Linked DNA regions of Homo sapiens: regions 1, 2 and 3 are each linked to region 4. Evidence: chromatin contacts called from ENCODE Hi-C or POLR2A ChIA-PET data. All regions are on one chromosome and are shown on one strand. The core of a region is the stretch at or near the end of the contact, and the rest is flanking DNA. Distances in the headings are between cores, read along the strand shown. Region 1 has its middle 65 kb from the start of MIR1538. Region 2 overlaps SNTB2 (syntrophin beta 2). Region 3 has its middle 58 kb from the start of CYB5B. Region 4 holds the start of TERF2 (telomeric repeat binding factor 2).

Region 1 (6,164 bases), core at 2,751-5,250, 120 kb after region 4:
TCCTCATGAGCTTCTTATGCACGTTAGAGTTTGAGAAGCACCTGCTGCGGCACCCCCTGCTCAGGTGAGCCTGTCTGCTCATTTTCCCTCTGCACACGTGTGCTTTTTCTTTTTTTTCCCCTCAGAGGCTTTCTCATTCAGAAGGTCACTCAACAAACACTGAATCCATGCCTATCTCTGGAGATACAGATATTAATAACAGAGGAGTGAATAGGAAACTTCAACTCAGTGTGGGAAATGCTAACATAAGGATGGGGGTGTGGGTCAGATAAGCAGGACAGGGGAAGGGCCCCCAATCTGCGGTGGGGGTGGGGTGGCCAGGGAGCTTGGCCCTCTCCCTTCCTCCTGCCAGATCTTCCTTCCCCGACCCCACCCTGCTGCTCACGCCAGCACCACACGCTGGACCTGCACTCCCCTCTGCCGATTATTTCACTATGTGTGTGATCGGGTTTCATTTCACCAACTCAACTGTTCTGATGTCTCCTCATTCTAACACCTAGTAGCCCCTGAATTCTACATAGGATGAATGAATGAGGGAACGAATGAGATTAAGTGCACCAGGTAACAGTGAGACCCACTCCTTTTTCTCATCGTCTGTCAATCTGCTGTGCAGACCCCCCTTATCCATCTCTGTCTATGTACGATTTCTAAAATATGAGCGTTTATTTCATCGATAGGTTTTTAGAAGCAGCAGGTAGAGCGGGCTAGGAGACCCAGCATAAGGAAGTGGTTAGGAGCCTAGACTCAAGCCAGATGCCTGGGTTCAAATCCTGTCTTCCTTCTTTATCAGGTGAGTGACTTTGGGTGTGCTACTTAACCTCTCCATGCCTCAATTTCCATATCTGTCAAATGGGAATAATAACAGCACCATGCTCATAGGAGATTATTGGGCGGATTCCATGAGTTGTTATCTGTAAAGCGCATGGGACAGTGTTTGGTAAGCACTAAAAAAATGTTGGCCAGGTGTGGTGGCTCACACCTGTAATCCCAGTTCTTTGGGAAGCCGAGGCGGGCAGATCACTTGAGCCCAAGAGTTTGAGACCAGCCTGGGCAACATAGCAACACCTAGTATCTAGAAAAAAAATGCAAAAATTAGCCAGGTGTGGTAGTGCATGTCTGTAGTTCCAGCTACTCGGGAGGCTGGGGTGGGAGGATGGCTTGAGTCTGGGAGGTCAAGGCTCAAGTGAGCTGTGATTGTGCCACTGCATTTCAGCCTGGGTGACAGAGACTCTGTCTTAAAAAAAAAGAAAAAAAAAATGTTTGCTATCAAGAATTTGCTATGGGGCTGGGTGCTCATGCCTGTAATCCCACGCCATGGGGAGGCCAAGGCAGGTGGATCACCTGAGGTCAGGAGTTCAAGACCAGCCTGGCCAACATGGTGAAATCTCCTCTTTACTAAAAATATAAAAATTAGCTGGGTGTGGTGGCACGTGCCTGTTAGTCTCAGCTACTTGGGAGGCTGATCCAGGAGAATCGCTTGAACCCGAGAGACAGAGGTTGCAGTGAGCCAAGATTGCACCATTGCACTGCAGCCTGGGCGACAAGAGCGAAACTCTGTCTCAAAAAAAAAAGAAAGAATTTGCTATGGGCTAGGGCCTGAGATTCATTTGCCTGATTGCTGGGAATCAGGAGGGTGGAGAATATCATCTGTGAATAGTGTCCAGCTGATCTGACCCCTGCACACCTGAGAGCTGGAAGAGAAAGGGCTTTGTCCCCAGGAGGGGGCTGTGTGGGCTGTGGGCTTGCCTGGGGCCATTAGAGTCCAGTAACCACTTTCACGGGAACTAGAAAGGCCTTCTTCTCCCGTTGTGCTCATCTCCTTGGGGGCTCTCTGATTGCTTCTCTTGTCAGGGATCTCCCTGACCTCCTCTTCTTTGAAGCCCCTGGGCCTGGTGCCCTTTCCACTTCCTCTCACTGCTAATTGGAAGGCAGTGGGTTGGCTCCCGCAGGCGATGGTGATACTCAGTTTTGGATGGCATTGAAACTATTTCATAGACTTCATATTTGGTGAATTCTGAAGGCCAAAGGGCCTGTGTGTTGCACTTGGGTGTTCTCTGGGCCTTGACCGGAGGATCTGTTTCTTATGTTCATGGAGCTCTCGGCCGCCTCTTCCACATCTGCTGGACTAGGAATCAGGGTGGGTGCCTTAACCTCTGATGCTGTGGCATCTTGGGGAGGGGTTTTCTAACTCACGCAAGGATATTTGGTTAATTCCGCAGCTCTGAGATGTTCTTGGAAACTTGGGGGTTTTATACCATGGTGTTCTGGCCAGGTTGCTTCTGATCTGGAGGGAAAGGGAGAGGTTTCTGCCTTCTGGCCCAGGGCCCAACTCCACAGAAGGATGTACTCAATCTTAAAGAGCAAGAGGGCGGATGCGGACACGGCCTAGCCTGAGACCTCACGGGGAGCCACTGAGATGTCCCCAGATCAGAGGTAGGGGTGAAACATGTAGAGACTGACTGAGGGGCTGACCCTAGGGTCACAAGGACAGTGCAAAGTTTTGGTAGTGCTGGGCTTCCTAACAGCTGCCAGGAGATGCTGTCAACTCAGACAGTTGTCACCTCCAGCTCCCAAGACACAGCAGCAGCATGGCCATGCGGGTAGCCATCTGACCTCGACCTCTACTTACCATTCCACATTCCATGAACAAATGATGACACCACGGCCTCTCCTGTCCTGTCTTTGACAGAAGAGCCTCAGCAGTTTCCTTTTATTTTTTAACATTTTTTATTTAATTAAATTAAATAGAGAGAGAGTCTCACTATATTGCCCAGGCTGGTCTCAAACTCCTGGCCTCAAGCAATCCTTCTGCCTCTGCCTCCCAAATTGCTGGGATTACAGGTGTGAGCCACTGCACCTGGCCTCCTTTCATTTTTTAAAAACTTTTTATTTTGAAAAATTTCAAATTTACACAAAAGAAACAAACAGAATATTATAAGGAGTTCTTGCATATCTTTCACTCAGATGCATTAATAACGTCCTGTTGCATTTGTTCTCTCTTTTTTTTTTTTGAGATGGAGTTTCACTGTGTCACCTAGGCTGGAGTGTATGGGTGCAATCTTGGCCCACCGCAACCTCTGCCTACTAGGTTCAAGCGATTCTCCTGCCTCAGCCTCCTGAGTAGCTGGGATTACAGGCATGTGCCACCATGCCCAGCTAATTTTTGTATTTTTAGTAGAGACGGGGTTTCACTATGTTGGCCAGGCTGGTCTTGAACTCCTGGCCTCAAGTGATGCACCCACCTCGGCCTCCCAAAGTGCTGGGATTATCTCTTTCTCTTCCTTTCTCCATAAACGTGTGTGTGTGTGTGTGTGTGTGTGTGTGTGTGTGTGTGTTTGTATACTTTTTTTCCTGAACAACTTGAAGGTTAAGTTGTGGACACATTTATACACTAATCTTTGAGTGTGTATTTCCTAAGAACAAATCTGTTTTATTATATGACCAAAATATAATTAGAAAATATAGGAAAGTTAGGCTGGGTGCGGTGGCTCACACCTGTAATCTCAGCACTTTGGGAGGCCGAGGCAGGTGGATCACAAGGTCAAGAGTTTGAGACCAACCTGGCCAACATGGTGAAACCCTGTCTTGCCTAAAAATACAAAAATTAGCCAGGCATGGTAGCGGGCACCTGTAATCCCAGCTACTCAGGAAGCTGAGGCAGGAGAATCACTTGAACCCGGGAGGCGGAGGTTGCAGTGAGCCGAGATTGTACCATTGCATTCCAGCCTCAGCGATAAGGGCAAGACTCCATCTCAAAAAAGAAAAAGAAAATGTAGGAAAGTTAAACTTGATCCTGTTATCTAATACTGAATACTGTTATCTAATCTATAATTGGTATGCCAAATTTCACCAGTTTCCAATCACGTATCTTACAGCTATTTTTTCTCAGTCCAGGCTACAATCAGGATGCGCATTACATGTTGTTGTCAGGTGCTATTACTCTTCTTTCATCTAGAAGTGTTGCTCAATCTTTCTTTGTCTCTCATGTCCTTGGGAGTTTTCTAAATGAAAGTAAATCTGAAAGCATTCTCGTGGCTGTGACTTCTCTAAATGCTAACTCAGGGGGAAAAAAAAGGAAAGAAATACTTTTCAGTTCCTTGCCTTTGAAGCCTCCGGACAGGTGGGTTTGACAACATCTATTTTGGTCATGCCTGGGCAGTTCTGGCTTATCCATCTACACTAGTCTCAAATGATCCTGGGATTTGCTCTTGGGTACACAGTAGATGCTTAATAAGTAACTTGCTGATGTGCCAGGAGAGAAAGTGAATTGGACCACTGGGTGGAATAACTCAAATGACATTCCAGGAAGGTTTTGCTGCTGTAGATAGAGAGACAAAGGGCTGGCTCTTTCAGGCTGTGTCAGCCCAAGGGCAACATGCAGTCTTGGACTTCATTATCTTATTTCTATTACATAGTGCACTAAGGTTCTCTTTCTCCTCAAATTCCCCAGCAGGAGAGATAGGACTTTCCACTGCAGGCTGTTCAATTCACCAAGAAGAGGAAGCAAATCACAGATCCTGACAGATCCTGCTGTCAGGACTTGGCCAATTTTGAGATGTAATTAAAAAAAATTGTTTATTTTTATTAAAAAAAAAAAGAGTTGGAGTCTCTATGTTTCCCAGACTGGTCTTGAACTCCTGGGCTCAAGTGATCCTCCTGCCTCGACCTCCCAAAGAGCTGGGATTACAGGTGCTCAGCAGACATGTAATTTTTGATCTCCAGCCTGGGGTGTATACATCTGGATTATTTCCTCAGGAATAAGAGAACAGAGCCTTGAAATCAACCTGTTTGAAATCAGCCAGCCTCCAGGATGATCCCGGTCTACGGCCATAGCACCTTGAATGCATCTGATCTCATCTTTTTTTGTTTGTTTGTTTTGTTTTGAGACGGAGTCTCACTCTGTCACCCAGGAGTGCAGTGGCACAATCTCGACTCACTGCAGCCTCCCTGCTTCAAGCGATTCTCCTGCCTCAGCCTCCCGAGTAGCTGGACTACAGGTGCCCGCCACCACACCCAGCTAATTTTTTGTATTTTTAGTAGAGATGGGGTTTCACCCTGTTAGCCAGGAGGTCTCGATCTCCTGAACTTGTGATCTGCCTGCCTCGGCCTCCCAAAGTGCTGGGATTACAGGCACTACCCATCACGCCCATCCTGATCACATCTTTTCTTGGAAGCTAAGCAAGGATGGGCCTCGTTAGTACTTGGATGGGACACCAAGATGGTCCCTGCTGATCCTACCACCCCTGGTATCCACCTCTTCCTGTAGTCCCTTTCCTATGAATCAGGGCTGGCATACATGAACAATACAATAGGGTGACAGTGACTGGGTGTGACATCCGATGCTTAGTCATAAAAGATAATGCAGCTTCCACACTCATCTCTTGTCTAGCTTGTTTTGGAGGAAGCCAAGTTCTTTGAGCATACTCAGGTGTCCATGTGGACAGGACCTGAGGCGCCCAGCCAATAGCTGGCACCAACTTGCCAGCTATGTGAGTGAACCACCTTCAGTGTGGATCCTCTAGCTCCAGGCCAAGCCTTCGGATCCTTGCCACACTGACCAGCATCTGACTGCAGCCTCACGAGCAACCTGGAGGGCTCCAAACACCTGACCCTCAGAAACTGTGAGTGATAATAATTATTGTTTTCTGCCAGGCACAGTGGCTCACGCCTGTAATCCAAGCACTTTGGAGGCCAAGGCAGGTGGATCACCTGAGGTCGGGAGTTTGAGACCAGCCTGACCAACATGGAGAAACCCTGTCTCTACAAAAAATACAAAATTAGCCAGGCGTGGTGGCAGGCACCTGTAATCCCAGCTACTCGGGAGGCTGAGGCAGGAGAATCGCTTGAACTCGGAAGGCAGAGATTGCAGTGAGCCGAGATCGCACCACTGTACTCCAGCCTGGGCAACAGGAGTGAAACTCTTGTTATCTTATTATTATATATTATTATTATTATTATTGTTATCTTAAGCCATAAAGTTTTGGGGCAATTTTCTACACAGCAGTAGGTAATTCATATGATTCTCTTGAAAAGTATAAAGAGAGGTCGGGCGCGGTGACTCACGCCAATAATCCCAGCACTTTGGGAGGCTGATGCAGGCAGATTGCTTGAGGTCAGGAGTTGGAGGCCAGCCTGGCCAACATGGTGAAACCCCATCTCTATTA
Region 2 (6,116 bases), core at 3,482-5,981, 99 kb before region 4:
TCAGGAAAGTTTTGAAGTTTTTCTCATAGAGATTCTATACATATTTTGTTGGACTTATGCTTAAGCATTTCATTTTATGGTAACTGACATAAATGGTATGTTTTTAATTTCAAATTTCAATTGTTCAAAGCAACTGACTTGTATATTAATCTTATATCCTGCAACATTGCTATAATTGCTTATCAGTTTTAGGAGTTGTGTACAGGGTCTCACTCTGTTGCCAAAGCTGGAATACAGTGGCATAATCATGGCTCATGGCAGCCTCAACCTCCTGGGCTCAAGCAACCTTCTACCTCAGCCTCCCAAGTAGCTGGGACCACAGATGCACACCACCATGCTGAGATTTTTTTTGTTGTTTTTTGTTTTCTTTTGTTTTTGTAAAGACAGGGTGTCTCTGTATTGCCCAGATTGGTCTCAAAATCCTGGTCTCCAGTGATCCTTCTGCCTCAGCCTCTGAAAGTGCTGGGATTACAGGTGTGAGTCACTGCATGCATCCAGATTTCCTTTGTCTATTTTGGGGGATTTTTAAAATGTAGACAGTCATGTCATTTGCAAACAAAGACAGTTTTATTTATTTTGGAATCATTTTTTTCACATAACATTTCTTCATAGGCCAAATAATTCTAGAGTCAAATGCAAAAGCAGCATGAATTTTTAGATAAAACCCGACTTTATGTTCACTGTGCTTCTTTACTAGCTGCATCTCCCCAGATGAGATATTCACTGCCTTCTACCATTGGAAGTTCTTTGGTGATTGGACAAGAGATTGATGCTAAAAATATATATATTTTAAGCTCTTTGGCTGAAATGTTTGAAATGCAGTTAGCTATCCATTTTTTCTTACAGAAGCATATTTTTCCTCTGAAGTTATTACTGTTAATTTACTTATTTCCTAATCAAAATCATATCTTTTTGATACATATAACCTCTTGGGAGCATAGAGGAGCTCATGGAAAATTAGGGCCACGGTTCATCCAGCCCAGTATCTTGGCCAGGCCCAGATGCTCACGCCTGTAATCCCAGCACTTTGGGAGGCCGAGGCAGGAGGATTATTTGAGCCCAGGAGTTCAAGACTGGTATCTTGTCTGACTGTGATACCAGGGGTCATTTTATGGGAAAACAGAATGGTCTGTATTTCAGAGACTATAATCTTGCTTTGAAATGTCTATATCCAAAAACTGCTGATTGCTTTTATAAGTTTCTCTTATCAATGAGCACAAATTCCTGACATTTTTGTCTGATAATGTAGTTACTTTTGATCTCTGCTCTGTTTGTGGTCCTAGGTTGGTTCATTCTGGCTCCGGATGTCGATCCCCCTCCCTTGGATCTGACCTTACATTTGCTACCAGGACAGGCTCTCGACAGGGCATTGAGATGCATCTCTTCAGGGTGGAGACACATCGGGATCTGTCATCCTGGACCAGGATACTTGTTCAGGGTTGCCATGCTGCTGCTGAGCTGATCAAGGAAGTCTCTCTAGGTAGAGATGCTGACTTTTTATTTCTAGTAGTAATTAAATAGAACTGTTATATAGTCATGTGCTGCATAATGACATTTCAGTCAGTGATGGATTGCATACATGACAGCAGTCCCCTCAGATTATACTACTATATTTTTACTATACCTTTTCTAAGTGTACATATGTTAAGACACACAAATGCAGCCTGGGCAACATGGTGAAACCCCGTCTTTACTAAAAAAAAAAAAAAAAAAAAAAAAAAAAAAAAATCCGTGCACAGTGGCTGATGCCTGTAATCCCAGAGCTTTGGGAGGCCGAGGCAGGTGGATTGCCTGAGCTCAGGAGTTCGCAACCAGCCTGGGCAATACAGTGAAACCCCATCTCTACTAAAACACAAAAAATTAGCCAGGCGTGGCAGCATGTGCCTGTAGTCCCAGCTGTTCGGGAGGCTGAGGCAGGAGAATTGCTTGAACTCGGGAGGCGGAGGTTGCAGTGAGCCAAGATCACACCACTGCACTCCAGTCTGGGCGACAGAGTGAGACTCCGTCTCAAAAACAAACAAACAAACAAAAACAAACCTGAGGGTGGTGGTGTGCATCTGTAGTCCCAGCTACTCGGGAGACTGAGTGAGTTGAGATCATACCACTGCACTCCAGCCTGGGCAACCAGAGTGAGACCCTGTTTCAAAAAAAAAGATACACGAATGCTTACCATTGTGTTACAGCTGGCTACAGTATTCAGCGCAGTAACATACTATGTAAGTTTGTAGCCTAAGAGCAATAGGCAGTACCATAGAGCTTAGGTGTATAGTGGGGTGTGCCATGTAGGCTTATGTAAGTACACTCTATGATGTTCATTCAATCACGAAATCATCTTATGATGCATTATGCATTTCTCCAAACATATTCTTGTCATTAGGTGATGCATGACTGTACCATAATCTGTTTTAAAGTAAAACTATTATTTGTGCCAGACTTAAAAATGTGCTAAAATATGGCAGCTAAAAGTGATAATGATAGAAAGAAACCTGGTTTCTCTAGTTTACTAGCAAAGTTTTTTTAAGCCTGGTATATGACTCGAAGTACATTTATAATACCGTATGTACAACATGACATTTTTATAGTTCATCTCTCTTTTTTTTTTTTTTTTTTTAGAGTGGAGATCTCTATCACCCAGGCTGGAGTCCAGTGGCATGATCCATCATAGCTCACTGCAGCAGCTTTGAGCTTCTATTTATTTATTTATTTATTTATTTATTTATTTATTTATTTAAAGAGACAGGGTCTAGCTCTGTCACCCAGGCTGGAGTGCAGTGACATGATCCGAGCTCACTGCAGCCTTGAACTCTCCTGTGTTTAAGTGATCCTCCCTCAAGCCTCCCGAGTAGCTGGGACTACAGGTGCCCACCACAGCACCCAGCTAATTAAAAAAAAAATTTTTTTTTTTTAAGTAGAGATGGGCCTCGCTTTGTTGCCCAGGCTGGTCTCAAACTCTTGGCCTCAAGAGATCCTCCTGCCTCAGTTTCCCAAAGTGCTGGGATTCCAGGCAGTGGCACCTGGCCTTTTCAGTTTACTTATTTATTTTTTTGACATGGAGTCTCACTCTGTCGCCCAGGCTGGAGTGCAGTGGCATGATCTCAGCTCACTGCAACCTCCGCCTCCCAGGTACAAGCTATTCTCCCACCTCAGCCTTCTGAATAGCTGGGATTACAGGCACCTGCCATCATACCCAGCTAAGTTTTGTATTTTTAGTAGAGACAGGGTTTCACCATATTGGCCAGGCTGGTCTTGAACTTCTGACCTCAGGTGATCCACCGACCTCAGGTGATCCGCCTACCTTGGCCTCCCAAAGTGCTGGGATTACAGGTGTGAGCCACCACGCCTGGTCTTCGGTTTATTTATTTATTTTTTTAGAGATGAGGTCTTACTGTGTTGCCCAGGCTGGTCTCAACTCCTGGCTTCAAGCTATTCTCTGGTCTTAGCTTCCTGAGTAACTGGGATTATAGGCACAAGCCACTGTGCCAGGCCAGTTGTCATTTAATCTGCATTTAGTAGTGTAAGAACTAGCCAGTAATTCCAGCTACTTAGGAGGCTGAGGCAGGAGGATTGCTTGAGGCCAGGAGTTTTAAGACCAGCCTGAGCAATATATTGAGGACCCCATCTCTACAATGAAAAATGAAGCTGGGTACACTGGCTCATGCCTGTAATCCCTGCACTTTGGAAGGCTAAGGCTGGCGCATTGTTTGAGCCCAGGAGTTTGAGACCAGCCTGGGTAAAGTGGTGAAACCTCATCTCTACTAAAAATACAAAAATTTAGCTGGGAGTGGTGACACACATCTGTAGCCCCAGCTACTCAGGAGGCTGAGGTAGGAGGATCACCTGAGCCCAGGAACTCAAGGCTGCAGTGAGCTATGGTAGTGCCATGGCACTCCAGCCTGGGTGATGGGAGCCAGAACCTGTCTCAAAATAAATAAATAAATTTAATTAAATGAAAAAAAAAAAAAAAGCCAGACATAGTGGCACACACTGTAGTCTCAGCTGCTCAGGTGGCTAAGGTAGGAAGATTGCTTGAGCCCATTTCAGGGCTGTAGTGCACAATGATCAAGCCTGTGAATAGCCACTGTACTCCAGCCTGGACAACATAGTGAGACCTTGTCTCTTAAAAGAAAAAATAATGTAAGGACTCATTTACCAAGTACTAGATACATGGACTCTCCAGTTAAGAAGATTGAAATCTAAGTTGTGGATAGGCGCCCTTAAAAGATGAGTATCTAGCAAGTTTATGGCTATGGAAAAATAAAGGATTTGAAATAGGAGTTACTCTACAAAAGTTTGAAAATGTGTGCCCAACACTTACTCAAATAAGTATCTAAAGGAAATAAGGTTGGTTTCTTTCCATTGTGGAAGCGCCCTCTTGTGGTTAGTTGTCATGAATTTGGAGTATTGTTTTTTATATATATTTACATATATGTATACATGTAGATATTTGCAAATTTTTTTCTTTTTTTTTAAATTGTTTTTGGCTTTGGACAAAATGAAAACCTTTATTTAAAAATACAGGCTGGGGCCGGACGCGGTGGCTCATGCCTGTAATCCCAGCACTTTGAGAGGCCAAGGAGGGCAGATCACTTGAGGTCAGGAGTTCCAAACTAGCCTGGCCAACATCGTGAAACCCCATATCTACTAAAAATACAAAAGTTAGCCAGGAGTGGTGGCAGGCGCCTATAATCCCAGCTACTCAGGAGGCCGAGGCATGAGAATTGCTTGAACCCGGGAGGTGGAGATTGCAACAAGCCAGGATTGCGCCACTGCACTCCAAGCTGGGAGATAGAGTGAGACTGTTTCCAAAAATAGAAATGCTGGAAGCGGTTGCTTATGCCTGTAGTCCCAGCACTTTGGGAGACTGAGGCAGGCAGATCACTTGAGGCCAGATCGAGACCAGCCTGGCCATCATAGTGAAACCCCGTCTTTACTAAAAATACAAAAATTAGCTGAGCATAGTGGCACATGCCTTAAGTCCCAGCTACTCGGGATGGTGAGGCACAAGAATTGCTTGAACCTGGGAGGCGGAGTCTGCAGTGAGCTATGATCACACCACTGCACTCCAACCTGGGCAACAGTGGGAAACTCTGTCTCAAAAAATATATATATATATATATGTATATGCATTGGGCCAAGCACGGTAGTTCACGCTTGTAATTCCAGTACTTTGGGAGGCTGAGGTGGGCGGATCACTTGAGCCCAGAAGTTCAAGACCAGCCTGGGCAACATGGTGAAACCTCATCTCTATTGAAAAAAAAAAGAGTAAATGAGGTTTAAAAAAAAATACAGTATTGGAGGTGAGGCACGGTGGCTTACACCAGAATCACACTGGGATGCTCTGTGTTCCTGTGGGCAGTCGAGGGGTCAGGCCAACACATTCATGCCGTTGCTACCATCTGGGGTCACTGTATTGTCCTCAAGAATTCAAGGGGATATGCTTCCCAAAATCAAGAGTGCAACTTGGATTTTCAGCATTTTTTAGTTCATGTTGTTTCTTTGGTGTCTAGCAGCTAAATTTCATTTTTCAGGTTAAAGCTTCCCAGGCTCATAGTTGTTTAAATATGATGGCTAGAGGAAAGGAAGAGTGAGAGCCAGCTGGTTCCTTGTATTTTTAAATAGACAAAAGAAACATATTTTTCGGTAATTTTACACTTTTTTGTTCTTATTCACAGCTGTATTTTTTTAAATCAACTTCCCTTTAAAGCCATATAGCTGTATTTTAATATTACCTTGGTAACTGTTAGAGTAGCTAATATTCAAAAGACAAAAAATAACAGATGCTGGTGAGGATGCAGAGAAAAGCAAACTCTTATACACTGTTGGTGGGAATGTAAATCAGTATAGCCATTACGGAAAACAGTATGAATATTTCTCAAAAAGCTAAAAATAGAACTACTGTATGATCTAGCAATCCTACTATTGAGTATTTATCCAAAAGAAGAGAAATCAGCATGTCAGAAAGATACCTGCACCTCCATGTTTATTGCTGCACTATTCACAATAACAAAGATAGAGAATCAACCTAAGTGTCCATCAGCAGACAAATGGATTAAGAAAATATGGTATATATACACAAAGGGATACTATTTGGCCATAAAAAATATTGCAGTCATGTC
Region 3 (6,509 bases), core at 1,751-4,250, 96 kb after region 4:
GATGTGTTTCTTTCAACAATATGTTTGTGAGATTCACCCATGCTGTTATGTGTAGCTGTCATTCGTATTTTTTTTGGATGCATCATCCACAATGTATTTATCTGATCTATTGTTTTATTTTTTGTTTTTGAGATGGAGTCTTATTCTGTCGGCCAGGCTAGAGTGCAGTGGTGGAATCTCGGCTCATTGCAACCTCCATACCCCAGGTTCAAGCAGTTCTCTTGCCTCAGCTTCCTGAGTAGCTGGGACTACAAGTGAGTGCCACCATGCCCGGCTAATTTTTTTATTTTTATTATTTTTTTAAATTTTTAGTAGAGACAGGGTTTTGCCATGTTGGCCAAGCTGTTCTCAAACTCCTGACCTCAGGTGATCTGTCTGCCTTGGCCTCCCGAAGTGCTGGGATTACAGGTGTGAACCACCACACCCACCTCAATCTACTGTTAATGGACATTAGGTCATTGGTTTTTTTTTTTGTTTTTTTTTGTTTTTTGCCAACAATACTACTATGAGCATTACTGCGTTTATAGCCTGGTTTGTGTGTGCAAGAATGTCTCCTGGATGTATACCTTGGAGTGGACCTGCAGTGTTGAGCCTTCCTTTGATTCACATCCTTGTCTGTTTGGGTTCTTTTCCATGCAGATGCCAATAACTGGGACCACAGGATAAAGAAAGTACTGGGTAGCCCCATGGAAAACACAGTATGCTTCCTCAAAAAGTTAAACATAGAGTTACCATGTGACCCAGCAATTCCACTCTTAGATATGTACCCAAGAGTATTGAAAACATGCTCACACAAAAACAAGTATGCCGATGTTCATAGCAGCTTACTCATAATAGCCCAAAGGGGCGGAAATGACCCAAACGTCTATCACCTGATGAATGGGTAAACAAAGTGTGTTGTCTCTATATACTGGAATGTTATTCAGCTATAAAAAGAAATCAAGTATTGATACATGCCCCACCATGGGTGAACCTTAAGAATACTGTGCCTAAGTGAAAGAAGCCAGACACAAATGACCACATACTGTAACTTCCATTGGAATGAAAAGTCCAAAATAGGCAAGTTCATAGAGACAGAAGGTAGATAAGTTGTTTCCGGGTGCAGGGGGAGGGGAGATGTGGGGAGTCACTGCCAAAGGGCACAGAGTTCCTTTTTGAGGGGATGAAATTAGACAGTGGTAATGGTCTCATCTCATATGTTTGTGAATACACTGAAAAACACTAAATTGTATACTTTAAAAGGGTGAATTTTGTGGTGCATAAATTCTTTTTTTTTTTTTTTTTTTTGAGATGGAGTCCTGCTCTGTCATCCAGACTGGAGTGCAGTGATGCGATCTCAGCTTACTGCAACCTCCGCCTCCTGGGCTCAAACCATCCTCCCACCTCAGCCTCCTGAGTGGCTGGGACTACAGGCGCACATCACCATGCCCAGACAATTTTTGCATTTTTAGTAGAGACGGGGTTTCCCCATGTTGGCCAGGCTGGTCTCAAACTCCTGACCTCAAGTGATCCACCTGCCTCGGCCTCCCAAAGTGCTGGGATTACAGGTGTGAGCCACCACACCCGACCCATAAATTCTTTCTTAATAAAAATGTAAATAAAATCACAATATCTTTATCATTGATTTATGTATTCAAAACACACGCATTAAGTACCTAAGACACGCCAGACATTCCCCAGCACGTTGCTGGGAAACACTGTATGAGTCAGACGTGGCCCCAGTATTGATCAGAACCATCCCCAGGCTCCTGACAGGTAACAAATGGCACATTCAAAAAGGGTCGTTGAGGAGAGTTTCATGAAGGGACATTTGCAGCCATGTGTGCAGGGCAGAGAGGAACTAGTTGAAGGCATGGTGAAGCATTTCAGGGTTGGTGACACATGGCAGCTGTTACTGCCCAGACAGGCAAGGGGAGAAAGTGGTTACTAGAGCCTGGTAAGGGTTGCAGCAGAGGGAGCGGGCAGGGTCCACAGCAGGGAGGGAGCCATCCTGGCCTCATTGTCCTCCACTCTCTCATCTCCTACTTGTGCCTCCCCTTAGGGGACACAAACCGGAAGCCTTTGGAGTTGGGAGCTTGGGGATCCTCCGTGGATGGGAACTGCGCGTGGGCGACCCAGGAGTCTGCAGAGACCCCCGAGGCACAGTCCCCATTGGTCAGCCTCCTGAGCTGTAGGCAGGAGGGGAGAGGGCTGGAGAGTGAATCGAAAGAAACAAACACAGTATGTCCAGCTGTTCCCATCCTCATAGACTCTACTTTTTATTTTTTATTTTTTTATTTTTTGAGCAAGGTCTTCCTCTGTCGCCCAGGCTGGAGTGCAGTGGCGTGATCACAGCTCACTGCAACCTTGACCTGCTGGGCTCAAGCGATCCTCCCACCCCAGCCTCCCCAGTAGCTGGGACTACAGGCCCATGCCACCACTTCAGGCTAATTTTTTAATTTTCTTTTTTGTAGAGACAGGGTCTCACTATATTGCCCAGGCTGGTCTCAAACCCCTGGGCTCAAGCGATCCTCCCACCTACCTCGGCCTCCCAAAGTGCTGGGACTACATTCGTGAGCCCCTGTGCCCAGCCAGCTCTACATTTTGAGTGAGGAGACAGACAGAAAAATGAAATAATTACAGAATGTGATCAACAAACAGGCTGGCATGAAGGAGGGTATCTTGGTGTGTGGGTGGGTGATGGGGTCACTTCAGATCTGGTGCTTGGGAGGATCTTTCCAAGGAGGAGGTGCTGCTTCAGCTGGGACCTGAAAGATGAGCACCTGGGTGATGAAGGCACTGTTTATTGAGATAAGAAAGCTTGGAGGAGAAACAGATTTGGGGAAGGAAACCAGGAATCCCCCTGGTTTCCTGTAAAGATAGGACATATATGCAAACACAGAAAAACAACAACTCCAGGCCCAGTGAGAATCCCTGGGGCTGCTGGAGAGGCTGAGCTGGAGCGGATGGCTGTGAGCTGACACCCAGGGCCTGCCTCTCGGAAGCCAGGACATGTGTGGACTGCGCCCTCCCTGGAGGTTACACGGAGTGCTGGCGCAGCACGCTGGCTCCGGGCCCTCCCGCTTGCTCTCAGGGCTCCTTCCAGCGTTCACTGGGACATTTGCCATGTCCTAGGTCCTTCTCTTACAAAGGCAAGAAGGGCCAGGCGAAGGGAGTGTTCGCCGAAAACCAAACGTGACACAACCTTAAATATAGGCAGGTGCTCTGATCTGATAGCACGGGTGGCCCCAGGGAGAAACATGGACTTGCCAACCATGAAGGGTCCAAAAATCTACTTAGAAAAACACTGAGGCCCATGATTAATACTGAGGTGCCCGGAGCACCAAGAGAGAAAAGCAGGCCCAACATCCTGGCTGGAGCAAAGTCAAGAGAGAAGGAGAGAAGGCAGCAGCCAGCACATGGCTCCTCCTGCGATGGGTCATCGCAGCATCTCTGTCCCGGCATCAGCCAGGGCCCACCTTCGGGTGCTTCCAGCCCACTCGACTCGGCACATCGCTGTATTTTCTTCCATCGAGATCTCTCCCCACTGGCTCTTTGCCCAGCCAGTTGCCCACAGACTGGAAAACAAAAGCTCACTGCCTTCCCTGGGGACCTGGGCTTAAGGGATGGGCCTTGGGCAGGCTGGGCGGATGCTCTGTTGATTTTTTTTTCCAAGTGCAGAGAATGTGACAGCCAATTCCTGTTGGAAGTGGCTTTTGTTTTCTTTGGAGCATGAAGCACTTTTCCTTTCTCTTGATTGTTTCAGTTCAGGTCATGTTTAGGATGGAGATGATTTGCTAGCCTAATTGCATGCCTTCCAGAACTGTGGTTCTTAACCTTTTGGGACACAGATCCTATTGCAAACCTGATAAAAAACTACAGACCAGTTCTCTAAAACACACACACACACACACACACTCTCACACACACACACTCACACACACACACACACACACTCACACATGTAAATGCCCCAAATTAAATTTTTATTTGTTAAATTTTATTTAAACTTTAAAAAATTTTAAAAAATAGGCTGGGCATGGTGGCTCACACCTGTAATCCCAGTACTTTGGGAGGCCAACATGGGTGGATCACCTGAGGTCAGGAGTTCGAAACCAGCCTGGCCAACATGGCGAAACCCCGTCTCTACTAAAAAATTAAAAAATTAGCTGGGCGTGGTGTCAGGTGCCTGTAATCCCAGCTACTCGGGAGGCTGAGGCAGGAGAATCATTTAAACCTGGGAGGTGGAGGTTGCAGTGAGCCAAGATTGCACCATTGCACTCCTGGGCAACAGAGCAAGACTCCATCTCAAAAAAAATATAATAATTTTTTTTTTAAAATAGAGATGGTTGTCTCACTATGTTGACCAGGCTAGTCTCTAACTCGTGGCCTTAAGTGATCCTCACATCTCAGCCTCCCAAAGTGCTGGGATTATAGGCAAGAGCCACTGTGCCTGGCCCCAGATTAAACATTTAATATCAACCCTAGTAGATTCAGATCCCTTGGGTTAAGGCAGTAAGTCCTTCCCACCTCTCTTCATCACTCCTAATCCCCACCCTCACAACAGCTTTCTGTTCAGTCTGGATCTTAAAATTCCTCTTCTTTAGCACTCTGCAGGGGCCGGCATTTCTCGCCTGGCTCCTGCCTGAATTAATCCCATGTGTTCAACCCGCTGAGGAGCACAAGCTCTTGCTAGCTCTGGCCGCCTCTGGTTGAAGGGTCCAATCCAGTGGCATGCCTATTTTTCAGTAGAATGCTCCAGTAAGATTTGTAAAATCTTTGTCTTATCCATGCCTCTTTCTGATGGAGGGGCCAGGCAGTGCGAGTCTTGGCAGATTGAAGAAGAGGTGGCACAGCTTTGGATGAGACTCTAGGGAGACAGGCGTTGTCTGGTTTTCCAGAAGCAACTCACTTTGCCAAAAATACCAAAAATAAAATGACTGTCTAGACACTTACATGTTAGACGCTCTCATACGAAGACAGACTTGATCCTGAAGGTCATTGACTTAGACATCAATGACGAGTCAAAGGGGCTCAATTAAATAAACACATATTGTGTGCCTGCCATGTGCCAGACAGAATTCTAGGCACCGGGGGTACTTGGTGAATAACGCACACAAGGTACCAGATGATTTTAGGTAGCGACAAGTGCAAAAATGAACATAAAATAAGTTGACATGATCCATGTGATGGTGGCAGGAACATCATCAGAGATGTCCCTAAGAAAGCAGGATTGGAGCTGAAACCTTCATTTGGAGAAGGAGAGCTCCAGGCAGAGGAAAGAGCTGCTGCAAAGGTTCTGGGGTTGGAACAAGTTGGTTTGCTTGAGGAACAGAAGAAACGCATGTGGCCAGCGCAGAGTGAGGCCGGGGAGATGAGAGATGAGATGGGAGAGGTAGGCGAAGCAAGGTCACAGTGGGCTTTGCTTGCCATGGGAATGAGTTGGGATTTTATTGCAAGGGTGATGGGAAAACAATGGAGAATGTAGAGTGGAAACGATTTGTATTTTTGTTTATTTATTTATTTTTTTGAGATGGAGTCTTGCTCTGTTGCCCAGGCTGGAGTGCAGTGTTGCGGTCTCCGCTCACTGCAACCTCTGCCTCCCGGGTTCAAGTGATTCTCCTGCCTCAGCCTCCTGAGTAGCTGGGACTACAGGCATGTGCCACCATGCCTGGCTATTTTGTTTTTAGTAGAGATGGGGTTTCACCATGTTGGCCAGGCTGGTGTTGAACTCCTAATCTCAGGTGATCTGCCTGCCTCAGCCTCCCAAAGTGCTGGGATTACAGGTGTGAGCCACTGTGCCCGGCCCTATTTGCATTTTTAGAACTGATCACTGTGGAAAGGAGCATAACTTTGGGAGCAAGAACGGAAATGGGGGACCTGTGAGAAGCTGATTCGTGGTCCAGGTGAGTGAGGTCGTGGTGCCTCGGATCTCTTTGGTGGCACTACAGATAGAAAGACAGTGGACCGTTTTCCAGGTGAACACACCTGGTGCAGACAATTTTCTTTGAAACATAATGTGTTGCAAATGCACAGTGGTTAAGGCCCCATAGAAACTGTAGCTTAATGCTTTTTAGCAGCACCAAAGTTAGGGTCTCTTCTCAGGTCAAAGTCTCCTATTCCTGCCCTTCCAGAAAAACAAAAATGATTAAAATCCTCCTTAAGAGACAGTGGCTTGGCTGACCTTGTCCCTGCAGAAAGTTAATCTCCTTGGCAGGCAGGAGGAGGAAAGAAGAGCTGATATGTATTAAGTGCCAACTGCATACCTCAATTTCATCTGATCTCACAGTAACCCTACAAAGTTCAAGTTATTAGCCTAATTTATTTATTTTTTCTTTCTTTTTTTGAGATGAGGAAACTGAAGTTCAGAGAGGTTAGGTAAATCGCCCAAGGTCACATAGCTAACAAGTGACAACTGGGATCCAAACCCACATCTGTCTGACTCTTTCCACATCATCCCTGGCTGGTGGGACCAGTTCAGCATATTGAGGAGACCTTAATAATCTCTAGGCTCTGGGGATTTTAGCTAC
Region 4 (6,169 bases), core at 137-2,636:
CTGTCAGTGTAAATTCCGTTTTAATCATCTCCAGCACATTGATAGCTGATTCCAGTGGTGTGAGCTCAGCCTCCATATCAAAGGAACAGTCTAGGACAAAGCACAGTTTTCATTTTTAAGCTCTTTTCTAAGGGTAAAAAAGTTATGTCCAAAAATTATATATATATATTTATGGAAATGGAGCATGCAAATATGGTAAGATTTGCATTTAATTTTTTGACATATTTGCTACAGGTTGACATACACGATAAGGGTCCAAATTCAAATCAATGAATTTAACGTGACCATTTTTTAACACCTGTCAAGACAGGCAAAAAAATTATTTTTAAATACCTGCATTTGCCTCTCAAATTCAGAATATACCCATCCTCCTCAGATACGAGTGGCAAGAAACTGACAACAGCTAAATAGCTTTCAAGTTAAATTCAGAGGGGAAAAATGTCAGAGTACTTCCACTCTGAAAAACTCTCTACCATGGGGGAAAAAAGATGTCCATATGAACATAACTCACTTTAGACAGGAGCAAAGTTGGGGTGAGCAATTAACAGGTGGGAGAAGATTTAAAAAAAACACAGAAAAGCAGCCAAGACAACCTTAACCGGAGAAAACTAGAGCCAGTCGAGCCAGAAAACAGACCCATCGTAGAATGAAAAAGACCACTCTGATGGAAACTATCGCACTTTAACCTGGAATCCTTCAGTTCTAGATATAAGTTTTAAAACAAAACCCTACGCAAGTAAGCCCAGAGAAGAACACAAAAATAGCCATACCTAAATTTTCCCCTTCTTCAATCCGCGACAGACACTGCATAACCCGCAGCAATCGGGACACGGTGTGCTCCTTCCCCAAGGGCCTGACAAGCAAAGCTGGGAGAGAAGACATCGTTGGCTGGGCGACCCCCAGTCCCGACTCCCGGTCCCCCGGACCCCCTTCCCCGGCGCTCCAACCCCCCTCCCCCGGCCCGGCCCTCACCCTGCATGATGTCCCGGATCTGTCTGAAGTCCCCGTACCGGCTACCCCGAAAGGCCCGCAGCGCCTCGTGGAAGTAGAACTTGAGCACCCAGCGATTGACTGCCTCTTCCAGCCGTGCCTCCCCCGCGCCGCGCTCCGCCGGGCCCCCCAGCCCCGGCTCGTGGCGCCCCCGCCGGGCCCGCCCGCTACTGCGGGACGCCCGCCTGCCAGCTGCCCGCCCGCTGCCGTCGCTACTCCCGCCTCCTCCCGCCATCGTGTCCGATCGCCGCGCGCCCTCCCCGCCCTCCCGGCCGGGCCGCTTCCTCGGCTGTGACGCCGCTGGGTCACGCACGACGCCCGGGCCGGAAGCGGGGCCCGCCGTCCCGGCTCCCGCGGCCATGATAGAAACAGCGTTCCGAGCCGCCCGCGGGCTTCTGGGAGGGAAAGGACCGGAGGGCCCGGCCCCCTTCTCAGACGCCGTAGTTCCCGATGTGCCGGCCGCAATGCCTCCTGGGGCTTGAAGTCCACACCGCCCAGGCCGGTGAACCCGGCGGGTTTTGCAGTCAACTTCGCTCCGAATTTACAGAAAACAGCTACTATGCTAGGGACGCGGAACAGTGTATTAGAGACTGAAAAACAGGCCGGGATCGGTGGCTCTACGCCTGTAATCCCAGCACTTTGGGAGGCTGAGGCGGGTGGATCACCTGAGGTCGGGAGTTCGAGACCAGCCTGACCAACATGGAGAAACCCCATCTCTACTAAAAATACAAAATTAGCCAGACGTGGTGGCGCATGCCTGTAATCCTAGCTACTCAGGAGGCTGAGGCAGGAGACTCGCTTGAACCCGCGAGGCGGAGGTTGCGGTGAGCCGAGATCGCGCCATTGCACTCCAGTCTGGGCAACAAGAGCGAAACTCCGTCTCAAAAAAAAGAAAAGAAAAAAAAGAAAACCAAATATGTGCACCTTATTAAACACTTTGAAAATTGTGGAAGAGAGCATACACAGAGGAAAGTCTTTAAACAAATTTGTATTTTAACAAATACTGTAATTATAAAGCAAAGACCAGTGTGATACCAATAAATAGAATGCACCTGGCAACCCAGCCGCTAGACATATACTCTTTGTAATCACAAAAATAACACATTTTGTTGTAGAACAATTAGAAAAATAAGCAAAAGGACCACCCATAGTCCCATAGAGGGTCTGAGTCACTTTCAGATATCTCTGATACTCTTGGAATTCACCAACTGGCACTTGACCAAATGGAGAACCTCCAGCTCAGACCTTAGTTCAGGATGGTGGTTGTGGGTGCCTCTTCCTGAGAGGCCCAGTAACTGGTCTAGCTTCAAAGATTGTCCTACCAGCCCCACTAGTCTGGAACCTGCAAAGATCCAGTTTGGGGCCACTCAAAGACAACTCAGAAGTGCAGGTGGCCATGTCCTTGAGGATGTGAATCCCATGCTGGACCTGTGAATTAATATCAGGACCTTAATATGTATAGTATCCTGGAAAGCCAAAAGTTCTATGAGGTACACGTTCCGGGATGAGAGAAGAGGCCTCTAGGTCTGACTGATCTTTGGTGATCATAGCTGCTTTTCTTTTTTTTCTTTGTTTTTCTTGAGATGGAATCTCGTTCTGTCGCCCAAGCTGGAGTGCAGTGGCACGATCTCGGCTCACTGCAAGCTCCGCCTCTGGGTTCATGCCATTCTCCTGCCTCAGCCTCCCGAGTGGCTGGGACTACAGGCGCCCACTACCATGCCCAGCTAATTTTTTGTATTTTTAGTAGAGACGGGGTTTCACTGTGTTAGCCAGGATGGTCTCCATCTCCTGACCTCGTGATCCGCCCGCCTCGGTCTCCCAAAGTGCTGGGATTACAGGCGTGAGCCACTGCGCCCGGCCCATGGCTGCTTTTCCATTCCAGCCTGCTTGCCTTAACCAGGAACCAAATCACTTGCCTTTATTTTAGTTTTTTTGAGAAAGTTTCACTCTGTAATGCAGGTTGGAGTGCAGTGGCACAATCGTGCTCACTGCAGCCTTGAACTCCTGGGCTCAAGTGATCCTCCTGCCTCAACCTCCCAAGTAGCTAAGACTACCAGCGTGTGCCACCATGCCTGGGTAATTTGAAATTTTTTTTCGTAGAATTAGGGGTCTTGCCGTGTTGCCCAGGCTGGTCTCGAACTCCTGGCCTCAAGCACTCCTCCCACCCTGGTCTCCTAAAGTGCTGGGGATTTCAGGGTTGAGCTACTATGCCTGGTGCCAAATCACTTGCCTTTCAATTCTAACTTTTTTTTTTTTTTTCTGAGACAGAGTCTTGTTCTGTTGCCCAGGCTGGAGTGCAGTGGCACGATCTTGGCTCACTGCAACCTCCGCCTCCCGGGTTCAAGTGATTCTCCTGCCTCAGCCTCCCGAGTAGCTGGGATTACAGGCGTGTGCCACCACGCCTGGCTAATTTTTGTATTTTTAGTAGAGACGGGGTTTCACCATGTTGGCCACGCTGTCTCGAACTCCTGGCCTCAAGTGATCCACCCATTGTGGCCTCCCAAAGTGCTGAGATTATAGGCGTGAGCCACTGCGCCTGGCCAGTGCTAACTCCTCTACTTGCTAGCTGTGTAACCTTGAACAAATCCCTTAACTGTCTCTGTGCCTCTGTTTCCACATCTGTCAAGCACAAATAATGAAGGTACCTCTTGGAAATTATACGAAAAGTCAATGAGTTGCTATTTCTAATGCCTTTAGCGAAGGGCTCAGCTTGTGGTAAGGGCTCAGTAAGTGTAAACTGTTTTTTGTTTGTTTGTTTGTTTTTTGAGACAGAGTTTTGCTCTTGTCGCCCAGGCTTGAGTGTAATGGCGCAATCTCGGCTCACTGCAACCTCCATCTCCCAGGTTCAATTGATTCTCCTGCCTCAGCCTCCCGAGTAGCTGGGATTACAGGAAAGCAGGAAGCACTTAAGGTTTTCAAAGAAGTTCCCTTAAAGAGACAGTTGGGTATTTGTGGTAGATAAAGAAGAGAATGATTTTGGGATAACCAGAGGATGATGGGACTTTGAAAAATGAGGAGAAAATCCATCAAGCAGGACACTTATGATTTGCGCACTTTATGTAAGTCATACCTTAATTTTGAAAAAATAAAAGAAAAATGAGTTTTTTTTGATAGAGGAGAGTAGGAGACTTTCTAGGCAGGTCCTGGATGAGTTAATAAAAACAGCTTATACCGGCCGGGCGCTGTGGCTGACACCTGTAATCCCAGCACTTTCGGAGGCCAAGGTGGGTGGATAACCTGAGGTCAGGAGTTGGAGACCAACCTGGCCAACATGGTGAAACCCCATCTGTACTAAAAATACAAAAATTAACTGGGTGTGGTAGCTGAAGCCTGTAATCCCAGCTACTCGGGAGGCTGAGGCAGGAGAATTGCTTGATCCTGGGAGGCGGAGGTTGCAGTGAGCCAGGATCCCGCCACCGCACTCCAGCCTGGGCAACAGAGCCAGACTCCGTCTTAAAAAATAAAGATGAAATAAGGCCTGTAAATAATGTCTGACAATGCTGGGTGCGGTGGCTCACGACTGTAATCCCAGCACTTTGGGAAGCCAAGACATGAGAATCGCTTGGGAGGCAGAGGTTGCAGTGAGCTGAGATGGTACCACTACACTCCAGCCTGGATAGAGTGAGCTCTGTCTTAAAATAACAATAGTAATAATAATAATGATAATAATAACTGGCCAGGCACGGTGGGTCACGCCTGTAATCCCAGCACTTTAGGAGGCCATGGTGGGAGGACCACCTGAGTTCAGGAGTTCAAGACCAGCCTGGCCAACATGGTGAAACCCCATGTCTACTAAAAATACAAAATTAACCGGGCATGGTGGTGGGCACCTGTAATCCCAGCTACTTGGGAGGCTGAGGCAGGAGAATCACTTGAACCAAGGAGGTGGAGGTTGCAGTGAGCCGAGAACATGCCATTGCATGCCAGCCTGGGCGAAAAGAGCGAAACTCAGTCTCAAAAAAAAAAAAAATTGCCTGACACATGCCAATCAAGCTAGCAAGGTTTTTTTTTTTGAGACAAGATCTTGCTCTGTCACCCAGGCCAGAGTGCAGTGGTGTGATCATGGCTCACCGCAGCCTCGACCTCCTGGGCTCCAGTGATCCTCCTTCCTCAGCCTCCTGAGTAGCCGGGACTACAGGTACATGCCACCATATCTGGCCAATTATTATTTTTTTATTTTTTTGTAGCGACAGGGTTTTGCCATGTTGGCCAGGCTGGTCTCAAACTCCTGGGCTCAGGCAGTCTTCCCGCCTAGGCCTCCCAAAGTGCTGAGATTACAGGTCTGAGCCACCAAGCTGGGCCTAGCAAGGTTTTTTTTGTTTGTTTTTGTTTTTGTTTTTGAGACGGAGTTTCGCTCTTGTTGCCCAGGCTGGAGTGCAACGGTGTGATCTCGGCTCACTGCAACCTCCACCTCCTGGGTTCAAGCGATTCTCCTGCCTCAGCCTCCTAAGTAGCTGGGATTACAGGCATGCACCACCGCACCCAGCTAATTTTGTATTTTTTAGCAGAGATGGGGTTTCACCATATTGGTCAGGCTGGTCTTGAACTCCTGACCTGAGGTGATCCACCCACCTCGGCCTCCCAAAGTGCTGGGATTACAGGCGTGAGCCACCACGCCTGGTCACTAGCAAGGTTTTTTGTTTTGTTTTGTTTTTTGAGGCAGAGTCTCGCTCTGTTGCCCAGGCTGGAGTGCAATGGTGTGATCTCGGCTCACTGCAACCTCCGTTTCCCGTATTCAAGAGATTCTCCTGCCTCAGCCTCCCAAGTAGTTGGGATTACAGGCGCCCACCACCACACCCGCTAATTTGTTTGTGTTTTTAGTAGAGATGGGGTTTTCCCATGTTGGTCAGGCTGGTCTCGAACTCCTGACCTCAGGCAATCTGCCCACCTCGGCCTCCCAAAGTGCTGGGATTATAGGCGTGAGCCACCACGCCCAGCCTCCACTAGAAAGGTTTTAAAAGTTAATAATCGGCCGGGCATGTGAACCCGGGGGGCAGAGCTTGCAGTGAGCCGAGATTGTGCCACTGCACTCCAGCCTGGGCGACAAAGCAGGACTCTGTCTCAAAAAAAAAAAAAAGGCCAAGCGCGGTGGCTCATGCCTGTAATCCCAGCACTTTGGGAGGCCGAGACGGGTGGATCACAAGGTCAGGAGATCAAGACCATCCTGGCTAACACGGTG

What was found. Hi-C counts contacts between places; a loop is a spot of excess contacts on that map. ChIA-PET counts read pairs that join two places held with the same protein, here RNA polymerase II (POLR2A). Pooled maps may share reads with other maps.
Region 1: a loop to region 4 is called in a pooled map, with 2.1 times the contacts of the local background. The contact joins the enhancer-like site here to the promoter of TERF2 in region 4. A Hi-C loop is called at or near these places in 1 of 168 maps with a recorded cell type or tissue (Caco-2) and 7 of 50 pooled maps. POLR2A ChIA-PET finds 5 or more read pairs at or near these places in 3 of 52 experiments (HepG2, OCI-LY7 and naive thymus-derived CD4-positive, alpha-beta T cell).
Region 2: a loop to region 4 is called in a pooled map, with 2.5 times the contacts of the local background. The contact joins the enhancer-like site here to the promoter of TERF2 in region 4. A Hi-C loop is called at or near these places in 1 of 50 pooled maps. POLR2A ChIA-PET finds 5 or more read pairs at or near these places in 3 of 52 experiments (AG04450, Caco-2 and activated T-cell).
Region 3: a loop to region 4 is called in a pooled map, with 2.8 times the contacts of the local background. The contact joins the enhancer-like site here to the promoter of TERF2 in region 4. A Hi-C loop is called at or near these places in 20 of 168 maps with a recorded cell type or tissue (HCT116, Panc1, Right ventricle myocardium inferior and 13 more), 5 of 37 single-sample maps with no recorded cell type and 23 of 50 pooled maps. POLR2A ChIA-PET finds 5 or more read pairs at or near these places in 9 of 52 experiments (A549, AG04450, H1 and 6 more).

The regions. Positions count from the first base shown.
Region 1 is chr16:69,498,096-69,504,259 of GRCh38, forward strand. No RefSeq gene overlaps it. Among named protein-coding and RNA genes, the nearest start is that of MIR1538, 65 kb to the right of the region's middle. Within about 2 kb of position 4,001, at least 3 of the 41 ENCODE cell types and tissues checked have a DNase peak (open chromatin) inside an H3K27ac peak, as active enhancers do.
Region 2 is chr16:69,282,765-69,288,880 of GRCh38, forward strand. It overlaps SNTB2 (syntrophin beta 2), which reads left to right. Exons shown (of 7, transcript NM_006750.4): 5 at 1,284-1,480. Among named protein-coding and RNA genes, the nearest start is that of VPS4A, 26 kb to the right of the region's middle. Within about 2 kb of position 4,732, at least 10 of the 41 ENCODE cell types and tissues checked have a DNase peak (open chromatin) inside an H3K27ac peak, as active enhancers do.
Region 3 is chr16:69,479,176-69,485,684 of GRCh38, forward strand. No RefSeq gene overlaps it. Among named protein-coding and RNA genes, the nearest start is that of CYB5B, 58 kb to the left of the region's middle. Within about 2 kb of position 3,001, at least 25 of the 41 ENCODE cell types and tissues checked have a DNase peak (open chromatin) inside an H3K27ac peak, as active enhancers do; they include adrenal gland, ascending aorta, endothelial cell of umbilical vein and 6 more, where a contact is called at or near this core.
Region 4 is chr16:69,384,621-69,390,789 of GRCh38, forward strand. TERF2 (telomeric repeat binding factor 2) reads right to left here and starts at 1,387. Exons shown (of 10, transcript NM_005652.5): 1 at 973-1,387; 2 at 771-866; 3 at 1-90. The coding sequence starts at 1,351. RefSeq lists a silencer at 1,003-1,382.